2 separate regions of the Homo sapiens genome follow, and region 1 is linked to region 2. Evidence: read pairs that join two places in POLR2A ChIA-PET (ENCODE). Cell type or tissue: MCF 10A. All regions are shown on one strand. Each heading gives the region's core, and the rest is flanking DNA. Links, peaks and the distances in the headings are about the cores only. Region 1 overlaps LINC01358 (long intergenic non-protein coding RNA 1358). Region 2 has its middle 30 kb from the start of LINC02777.

Region 1 (5,380 bases), core at 276-5,275, 120 kb after region 2:
ATTCTGACTGGGGGAAGAGAGACAACAAATAGAAAATCTGGTGGTGCATGTTGGGAAGAACTTGAAACAAGATGATATGAGAGAGTAAGACTCTGTGTACAGAGGGGAGGGAGGTCATGTTATTCCAAATGGAGTGGTCAGGGAAGGCTTCTCTGAAGAGGTGTCATTTAATTCAAGATCTGAAAGTACAGGTGAGTCAGCCATGTGAAGACTGGAGGGAAGCATATTCCAAAGGGAGGAAACAGGTGATGAAAAAGCTCTGGCAATGGAATGATTTGCCCAGTTCAAGGAACAAAAAGAGCGCTAGTGTGGCTGAAGCACAGTGAGAAGTGGAGAATGGAATGGTACCAACTGAAGTTGGAGAAGTTAGCAGGGGCCAGAGTGTTGCTTCCAGGGCCAAGGTAAAGGCCTGACTTTTTATCCCACGTGCAGCAGGGAGCCATTTGGGCATCTTTGAGCAAAGGAGCAACATGATCAAATTTGTCTTAAAACATGATTCCAATCACTTGCTGGACAACGGAGAATAAAAATAAAGAGTTAGCGGTGCAGACAAGAATGCTGGGAACCTGGACCATGGAGGTAGAGAGAAGAAGATGAATTTGAGGGGTGCCATGCAGGTAGAATGGATAGGACTTGCTGATGGCTTGGGTCTAGGGAAAGACAGACTCATGATCAATTGCTAAGTCCCAGGCTTTTTTGTCTTAAGAAATTAAATGGATGGTATTACCATGCACTGTGGGTAATTGGGGAAGATGAAAGTTTGAGGAGAAAATATAAATCAAGAGTTCTGCTTTGCGTATCACTCTACACCCTTGTGGTCTATATTTAAGGTCAAAAACAAAACATAAAAAAACCTGAAAAAGAATCACTAGAAAACCTTAGAGGATAGAGATCATGTAGCTCCGTTACAACACAGCTAGCCATCTGGTTTTCTTATCCGCCACTAATTAATCAATGTGAAGCAGCCAGATAAGTAATAATTACCATTATAACAAACCACAGAAAGATATCCAGAGATTGCCAAGAGGTCCATCCTAGTGTTAGAAGCAACCAGGTCAAACCCCATCAGAAGATGCCTAGTCAGACTGGGAGGGACATTCCAGGCAAAGGCACAGCTTGTATTCCAGAAGCTCAAAAATGGGCAGGAGCACAGTGACCTGGAACAGAGAGATAAAGGGACGCTCATGAGAGATTTACACTGTAGGATGATAGATCAGCATTTTATGTTGTAAGTGAGAGGCAAGTACAGGGAAATATCATCATGTGAAAAAGCTGGGAGGAAAAACAGACTCATTCATTTGTTCATTCATTCATACATTCATTCAACAAATTCTTATGGAGCCCAATCTTTGTGCACAACTGTTCTAGGTACAAGAACTAACAATGAACAGAACAAAGGGGTGTGTGATCCAGTCCTTGCTCTGTTCACTGAGCTCTGCCCAGCGGCTGGTTGCTTTCACACGAGGAAAACCTTTTTTTCTGCTCTCTTGGCACAAATTGCTGGAGCTGAATGTACCAGGGTGGGTGAAGGGGAGGATGAGGTCAGAGAGGTAACAGGGCCAGGCAAGCCATTGTCAGGATTTTGGATTTTACTGTGTACGGAATGTGTTTGCCAGAACAATGCGGGAGTTGCAGAGAGAGGTGTCCTGTGTTTGTTCCCAGTCTTCCTTCACTCACCTGCACCTGCTCCTGCCCTGCTTCGGCCAACATGTTCTATGCAGGTAGGTAAAAAAGTTGGAAATTTCATTTCTCTCCCTGTGTCTCTAAGATGACATCTATCAAACCTCTGATTCTCTTTTGGTTCTTTACAGAAACCCCACTTGAAATTTTCAGGTAGGATGGGGAGAAGGGCAAACCTATTGTTTCCTTCAAACCTAGTAATATCTAACTGAACCCTCTCTATCGGCAGGGTGGTTTTGCTGATGAGACAGCTGCAGTTTGGGGAGTGTGATATCAAGGAAAGCAGTGTCTTGAGTCTGTCACTTTCTCTCTCTGTCCCATTGGGTAAGTCAGTTCTCCTCTCTGGTTGAGAAGGAGAGGGTTTGGGACTCAAACTTTATTCTTGTTAAGTTTCCTTTCTCCTCTAATATTCCTTGAACACTTGTCAGTTTTTTCCATCTCAAAAGTTCCCCTCTTCAGGCTTTGAAATGTGTGAACTGTTGAAAAAGACTGGGAGGTGCAGAGTGAAGAGGGAATGGGGGCTGGGCAGGCCTAGAGGGGTCCAGCACCAAAGAGCAGCCAGAGCCCCGGGGGGCCGTCTTGGTGACTGCTGGGGAAAGTACTAGCTCTCCTCGCAGAGGGAGCTCTGACAGGCTCAATCCAAACCAGATGTGCAGCAGAGAGAGCACAGCCTATTACAAAGTGTTGTGAAATGGCCCAGGGGAGGTAAATAAGCAAAAACAGGCCAGTTGCCTAGCAGCACATACAACAAAACAAGCAGCCAATCCATTCGCATTGGACAGGGCAGAATAGCTTTCTGCAGTAGGGAAAAAGAGACAGGGAGGGTTTGAGTCTGATGAGGACCCAGGGGACCTGCTCTCCAGCAACCTGTTCCCACTCCCTCCAGGCCACTCCTATGCTGCGGGGTGGCAGGGCTGCCACTGGACCTGCTCAGCCTGGTTCCACAGCCTCGGGGGCTTTGCACCTGGCTAACCCACAGGGTCATGGTCAGGGCCTTCCCCCCAGTGGTGGATGGTTGGGGTGAGGGCTGTCTGCACCCACTCCTGAGAATGGTGCTTGGCTGTATCCACTAGGAGGGGACAGGACTACAAAAATCTGCTAAAGTTCTTTGACAAGGTGCTTTACATGTGACTCTCCGTCATTCATTCCTTCATATACCATGTATTTCTTGAGTACCGTCTATGTACCAGGCACTGTGACTGACTCCAGGAGGAGACGTAAAGGAAGAAAATAGAAACACTCTTTGCTCTCTAGGGATCTACAACCTATGGGAGGAGACAGAAATTAATAAGGAATTGCACAATCAAATGCATGATTGTAAATCATGCTGAATGCTTTAAAGGAAAAGAAAGGGGTTGAGGAGTTGGATTCAAACAAAGTATTCTGGGCAGGCCTCTTTTAGGAAGGCAAGTTGAAACTTAAAGAATGAGCAGGGATTAGCCAGGTAAAAAGAAGAGAAAGGGAGTCCCCAGAAGCAGGCAGGCAAAAAGGCCTTGAGGTGGGGAAGAGGTGGCTGCTTGGGGTAAATTACAAAAAAGAGAGTGGTGCTGGAGAACTGTCAGTGAAGGGGGTGGTGAAGTAGAGAGGGAGGCAGGGGCCAGATCAAGTAATCCTTTCCATGAGAAAAGGATATGAGATTTTGTCCTAAGTACAATGAGAAATCTTTGGGGTTTATTTACTGATGACAATACTGAGGAAGCTTCAGGAGTCCTGAGTTGATCAGATTCACTTTTTAAAATTAAAAAAAAAATTGTGAGACAGGGTCTCTGTTGCAAGTCTGGAGTGGTCTGATCATAGTTCACTGCAGACTCGAACTCCTGGGCTCAAGCAATTCTCCTGCTTCAGCCTCCCGAGTAGCTGGGACTACAGGCATGCGGCACCACACCCAGTATATTAACATTTTTAAAAGATTACTCCTGGGTACGACATGGCAATTCTGAAAGGGAATGAGAGAGGGGACAAGAGGGAGGGGTTAGGAGGCTAGGATTTTAGCAAAGTAAAAGTGTAGAAGTCCATAAACTGGCCCAAGGTCACAGGCAGAGCTGAGATCCAAGCCTGGACCTATGTGGTAACCACCAAGCTAGTGTCTCCAGGTTTCTGCCTCCCAAGACTAACTTGCTGGAGCCGTGGAAGCCACCTCAGCTCCTCTCCCAAGGAGTAAGTGTGTGTCTCCATCAGAGCTGGGGGGTAAGCAAGCACTGGCCTGGAAAGAACTCATTATGACAGTAGCTAGCCATGCCTTGCTGTCTGCCCCCCTCTGTCTGTCTCTCTCAAGCGCTGTCTCTCTCTCAATCTCTCTCTCTCATACACACACACACATGCACACACACACACATATACACACACAAATACCCTCCCTTCATTGTGACTCTACTCCCCCTACTCTCCCAGAACCTGAATTGAAAAAGCACTTTTTCTCCAGCTTCTCAGAATTTTCGGTAGTGTCAAATGTTCTCAAGGAATTCTTGCAGAGAAGAGCTCTTTGCAAGCACAGAATACATCCCAGTTGCTTTTGTAACCTCAGCATGAACTAGTGGTGACAGGTGACAGATGGACCATGAGTCTGGGAACTCAGTTTCGATTCAGGCTTTACAATGACTAGGTGTGCCTTACGAACTTTTTAAAGTGGGGACAAAAATTCTACTTGCTTTTCAGGATTATGAGGATTAAGTGAGACAATGTAGTATAGGAAAAGGCTTTGAAAATAGCAAAGCTGTGTATAAATATTCATTGTGATATTGACACAGATTCTGATCAATCAAAAGTTGCACCTGAATGGATTGGTGTTTTCCTGTCTCCCCACCTGTGACACACCTGTGCACAGAGTCAGGGGTGCAGCCCTTCCTTCCAGCATACATCTAATCCAGCTACCTCTCTATACATATCCTGCAGATGTTAAGCACATACAGGGCTAGCCCTCCTTTCTTACCATGCACACCATCAGCTTCATCCTCTGCCTGCTTCTGTTCATATCCTGGCAAAGGGAAATGAGAAAATTCTGGTCATCCCATAGCATCAAAGGCTTCTGTCCATAATATTACAAAATTCTACTAAATCGTGATATGGTAAGACATAATAATAAAGTGTTGTATTTGGATTATCTCGGTGATTCCAAGATATTAGTCATTTTTGATCCACCTTTGTTATTTTTGCCATATATGGGTATCATCATGTTATATTGCCGCCAATGCGCTTTAACGTCATTCAGTGTAGATTCAGTGAGCTCTGCAAGTCTGTGTCAGTGTATTAGTCCATTCTTACATTGCCATAAAGACATACCTGAGACTGGGCAATTAATTTTTTTAAAAAGAGGTTTAATTGGCTCATGGTTCTGCATGCTGTACAGGAAGCATGGCTGGGAAGGCCTCAGAAAACTTACAATCATGGTGGAAGGCAAAAGAGAAGCAGGCACGTCCTACATGGCCAGAGAAGGAAAAGAGGGTGAAGGGGGAGGTGTGATACACTTTTAAGCAACCAGATCTCATTAGACTTACTCACTATCACAAGAACAGCAAGGCAGAAATTCAACCCCATGATCCAATCATCTCCCAAACCCCTCCTCCAAAACTGGGGATTACAATTCAACATGAGATTTGGGCAGGGACACAGACCCAAACCATATCAGTTTATTTTATTCTACATCATGGATGTCTAGTGACCCTAAGCAGGAAAACACACTGCTGGAGTATTAAGCCAGCAT
Region 2 (5,380 bases), core at 80-5,079:
CATTCAATCATGTATGGGGCTCTTCTGTGCTCATGGCCCTGTGGGCCTGCCCATGAAGCCATCTCTGCCTACTCCTTTTCTGAGATCACCTCAAATGTCACCTGATCTTTGAAGCAGTTTTTACTCTCCAAGACCAACAATAGGAAGACACAAAACGAAGCACTTCTTCTGTTCCAGGCATCATGCCAGGTGCTTTACAGATAAGGTCTCATTTATTCCTCACAACCACTCCATGAGGTAGGTAGTATTATGATCCCCATTTCTCTGATGGGTAAACTGAGGCTCAACAAGCAGTTGACAGAGTTGGCATTTAAACTGAGGGCTGCCTGAGCTTAGAGCTCATGGTCTTACCTATCAGGCTGCACCAACCCTTTCCACCACATGGTCTTTCAGTCTTGCTTCTGCTCTCCAATTTATAGAGACCCTAGGCCCGGGTCCTGTTCCTTTAGTCTCTGGGTATCCACCCCCTTAGCATGTCTGGTCCCCAAATACCCCAAGAGGCCAGTAGCTTTCCCAGCCTAGAGTACCTTCAGGTTTCCCAGGAGACATATGTGGAATCGAAACACTTTTTCCTTTGGGAATTATCGGTCATCCCCACATCCCCTGTGTCCCCAAGTCCAGTCCATTTGGTTTCTTTAAAAGGTATCTTGAGCCCCATGCCTCACTCCCAGTGCCAGTGTTAGCTCAGGCCTTTTTATCCTCTGCTAGACCTCAATGTCCCCTTCACTAGCCCTTCTAAATGCAGGCCTGACCATGTCACCCCTTCTTAAAATCCTTCAGTAGCTCCCCACTGCCCTCAGGTCCCTTAACCTGGCACACAGGACCCTGCCCACCCCTCGACTGGAACCCTCCCACATGATCATCACTAATTAATTACTTACAATTTCCAGAAGGAGTCATGTCTTGTCATGCTCCCGTGACTGTGCACATAATGTTCTCTTACCAGGAATCTGATCCCATAACACTTGGAAAACTCCTCCTAACGAGCCGAGGCTCATTTAGCATCACCTCTTACAGGAAGCCTTTCATAACTCCTGGCTCTTCCAAAGGCTGAGTTCCCATAACGTCCAGGCTTACTTCTGGCCCATCACTTAACTGTATTTATCCCAATTGGGCTGAGAGCCCTTCGAAGGTAAAAACTGTATCCAAGTCACCTCTGCATCTCCAGCCTCCAGCATGGGACCTCTTTGGCAACTGGAAGCACACAGTAGGTGTTTTCTGAGTAAAATCTATAGATGAATGATGTTCACCTGTCTGGCGTCAGGGATGCCCTTGCCACATCCGGGGGACAGCTACATCTTGGCAGCAGACAGAGAACAAACATCCAGGTGAGAACAGGACCACTGAGAGCTCCAGAAGGAAGCAAGATGGATGGCTTGATTACCTGATGTGCTTGAAGATTCTGAGAGCAGACTTAAATTTCTCACTGAGGGGAGAGGGATGTGTGTACCTAGGAAATAAAGCTAATAGATTTTTTTTTTTAAATGAGGCAGCAGTTTCAGTGAAAAGAATAAGTCATATAAAAGCAAAAATTTAATCATGATACAATATGGCTTAGCTGTGATTTATGTGGTCACAATGCTATAAAAACTAATCTAACAAAAGGAATGTTATATCTAGATTGGAAAGTTGGGAAAGGTAAAGTGTTTCCATGACAGAAGAGAGCTAAGTCGTTCTCTTTTGTAATGGAAAGTCAGTAGGCCATATAACTAATGAAAAAATTAAGAAAGAGACATGTAGACATAATATTTAGAAGCACGGACTTAAATACTGGAAGAAATATTGAACAGTGGCTGTCTCTGGGTGGTAAGATTTGGGCGTGGAGGGAAATGGGGCTGGGGAATGGGCTTTGTAGAACTATCTGACTTTTTGAACTATGTACATAATATTGGTAAGACACAAGATTAATTTTTAAAATACTGCTTGTGGTTTGAAGGCAGGAAAGTGTTGCAAGGCAAGCACGTCTGTCCAATCAGTCTGACTAATCTCCCTGAAATGCCACCTTGGGCATTTCTTCAGAGCCCTCTCAGGCCCAGGAACTGGACTGGGCTGGTCCGCCTTGCAATGCCCTCTGTGGCCTGGCCCCACCCTCCATGCACACGCCCTTTGCACCTCATTGACTGGCATCCTGCCATTTCTCCTGCAGATGCTATACCTCTTACCTCTAGGCTTTTGCCTAGGCTGTGCTCCTGCCTCTGTGTAATGCCTTTCCTCAATCTGCCCTCCCAGCTCCTTCCTCCAGCTGCCTGGGACAAGTGTGTTTGCTTTACCCCAGGACAGCCCTGCATTCAAGGGAGATTTTATTTGCTGCTTTCCCCTGGGCCTTTCTGTCTTGGCTCACACAGTTTGACAAAGTAAGAAGCCCTAGCAAGCCATGTTGCAGGCTCACCTCTTCTGTCTCATAGTTGAGGGCCTCTCTGAGTCTGTATCTTTGTCTGGAAAATCGAGATCTTCAGGCCTACTTGCCAGGATGTTTGTGAGAGTAGGTTGATGTGATGTTTATCAGAGATCTCAAGATAAACATCCTATTTCCAGTCCTCTCTTCTTTTGAAAAATCTCTGCCTGATAGCAGCTGTAGCTGCAGCAAGAGCTAATATCTATAGAATGTTTACAGTGTGACAAGCACTGCACTAAGTCATGCATTGTTTCATTTAATTCCCACATGACCCTCATTTTACAGATGAGGAAACAGAAGCTCATTGAAGGCAACTTGAAGGTGGATCTACATGTCCCTCCCCCACATTAGACCACAAGAGGCTCAAAGATAGGGAGAAATGCACACTCATGTTAAAGCTGCATTATTCACAACAGCCAAAAGGTGGAAGCAAGACAAGTAAGTGTCCGTTGATGGATGAATGGATATACAAACTGTGGTATATACATATGATAGAATATTACTCAGCCTTAAAAAGGAGGGAACACGCTACACATGGATGAACCTTGAAGATATTATGCTAAATGAAATAAGCCAGACACAAAAAGGCAAATAATGTATGATTCTACTTATATGAGGAGGCTAGAGTAGTCAAGTTCAGAGACAGAAAGTAGAATGGTGGATGCCAGGGGCTGGGGGAAAGGGGTCCAAAATTTTACTTTGGGAAAATGAAAGTTTTGGAGATGGATGGTGGTGATGGCTGCACAGTGCAAATGTACTCAATGACACTAAACTGTAATTTTAAAAATGGTCAAAATGATACATTTAAGGTCATGTATATTTTACCACAATAAAAATATTCTTTTTTTTTTTTTTTTTTTTGAGATGGAGTCTTGCTCTGTCACCCAGGCTGGAGTGCAGTGGCACAATCTCGGCTCATGCAACATCTGCCTCCCAGGTTCAAGCGATTCCCCTGCCTCAGCCTCCTGATTAGCTGGGACTACAGGCACCTGCCACCACAGCTGGCTAATTTTTTGTGGTTTTTTTTTGTTTTGTTTTGTTTTGTTTTGTTTTGTTTTGTTTTTTAGTAGAGACGGGGTTTCACTGTGTTAGCCAGGATGTCCCAATCTCCTGACCTCGTGATCCACCTGCCTTGGCCTCCCAAAGTGCTGGGATTACAAGCGTGAGCCACTATACCTGGCCAAAAACATTCTTTTTAAATGTGGTTAGAGACAGAAAGTAGAATAGAGGTCACCTGGGGCTGGGGGGAATGGAAGGAAGGTGGGTTTTTTTGTTTAATGGGTAAAGAGTTTTTTTGCTGGGGATGACGAAAAATTTTGGATGTAGATAGAGGTGATTCACACTACATTGTGAATGTGTTTAATGTCCCTGCATTGGACAATTATGAAGGTTAAAATGATAAATACTATGTTATGAGTATTTTCCCACAATTAACAAAAAATGGAAGGGAGACCCTGTGCCTCTTTGGTTTTTCTGGACCTAGAGGCTCAAGCGGGGTCTGGCAGACAGTAAAGGTTTACTTGAGAGCATTTGTCAGTTTGAATAGGCTTTTGTTGGAAGGCTGCCCACAGGAAAAGAACCTGAATAAGAAGGAACAAGATCAGGATTCCCATCCTGACTCAGTTTTTTGGCTAATTCTAGCTTCCCCCTGGTCAAAAGTTCCATGTATATATGGAATCCCCCAAGACAAAGACTCGACTGTAGTAACATAGACAGCAGCTATTAATCGCTAGGCTTTTTACATACACATAACTGTAGCCAACAATTATTGTATACAGTCATTGCCGCAGGGAAATTGGTTCCAGGACTCTTGTGGATACCCAAATCCAAGGATGCTCAAGCTCCTGAGATAAAATGGGGTAGTGTTTGCATATAACCTACACACATCCTCCTGTACACTTTAAATCATCTCTAGATTACTTACAACACCTAACACAATGTCTAGACATCACTTCACTTGTGTGGATTTAACATAGTACTTGGTACATGGCAAATTCAAGTTTTGCTTTTTGAAACTTTGCAATTATTTTTTTCCTGAATATTTTCAATCTGCAGTTGGTGCAATTCATAAATGCAAGACCCACGGATCCAAGAGGCCGACTGATACTGTTCTAAGCACTTTTCATGCCCTACTACAATACCTCTGGGATTGTTACTATTATAATCCCCATTTTGTAGCTGAGAAAATGGAGACTTACATTAACTAACCTGGGAGAGGTCAATAGCCAGGCTGCAGGGAGACTCAGATTTGCCCCCAGATGGTCTGGTTTGCTTAATGATCATGGTACTTGCCTTGACTCTACTCTGATGGCCCCAGCCTTTCTGCATTTCCTCCAGCCCCGCTCAGGAGGGAAGGAGAAGGCCCTTAAAGGGAGGAGGGAAGTTAAGGGCTTCCGAGGCAGGAGGCTTCTGAGGCAAGAAGGCATTAATACAAGATGAGGTTCTCAGGTCCCCAGCAGAGCTCTCTGCTGTCACCCATGTCACAGAAGCAGGGCAAGTCAGACTGGCGAGATGGGCTCCACATTGGTACAAACACAGGCTTGGGCATGGATCAGGATGATTTGGTTCAAGGGCTGGCCCAGTATTTGTTGGTCACGTGGCCCTGGACAAGCTACTTCACCTGTGCAATCCTCTGTGTTCTCATCTGTAAAGTGGCGACAGCAGCGGTATCCATCTCACTGGGTTTTATGGGGATTAAATAAATTAGTAAACGTAAACCTGCTAGTGAGAGTGGTGCCAGGCATGGCAAGCCCCACTAGCAGAGAGCTAGGATTGTGCTTGCGAACTTCCTGGAGTGATGTTGGGCAACTTCTCTTTCTCCCTGAGCCCCGCTGATCTCAGGTATGAAACAGAATTTCTAAAACTAACTCCACAGATTTGTTGTGAGGATTAAATGAATACTGTGTTTTGTATTAGTATCTGTTTATAAAGTTAACTTGTTCTCAAAAGTATTTAAGGTGGCTAACAATACAAGATTAGTTTTAA

Evidence for each region. ChIA-PET counts read pairs that join two places held together with the same protein. Peaks named below come from ENCODE experiments on the same cell type or tissue, not always from the same donor. Only the 100,000 strongest peaks of a DNase experiment are listed, where the experiment ranks them.
Region 1: POLR2A ChIA-PET joins it to region 2 with 11 read pairs; 5 of 35 experiments call an interaction of 5 or more read pairs at or near these places.

What each region holds. Positions count from the first base shown.
Region 1 is chr1:59,055,029-59,060,408 of GRCh38, forward strand. All of the region lies in intron 2 of LINC01358 (long intergenic non-protein coding RNA 1358), which reads left to right. Among named protein-coding and RNA genes, the nearest start is that of LINC01358, 37 kb to the left of the region's middle. RefSeq lists an enhancer at 1,625-3,392. In MCF 10A, for the core only: no CTCF peak of the experiment used is centred there; a DNase peak (open chromatin) is centred at 2,373.
Region 2 is chr1:58,930,963-58,936,342 of GRCh38, forward strand. No RefSeq gene overlaps it. Among named protein-coding and RNA genes, the nearest start is that of LINC02777, 30 kb to the left of the region's middle. In MCF 10A, for the core only: no CTCF peak of the experiment used is centred there; DNase peaks (open chromatin) are centred at 989 and 2,059.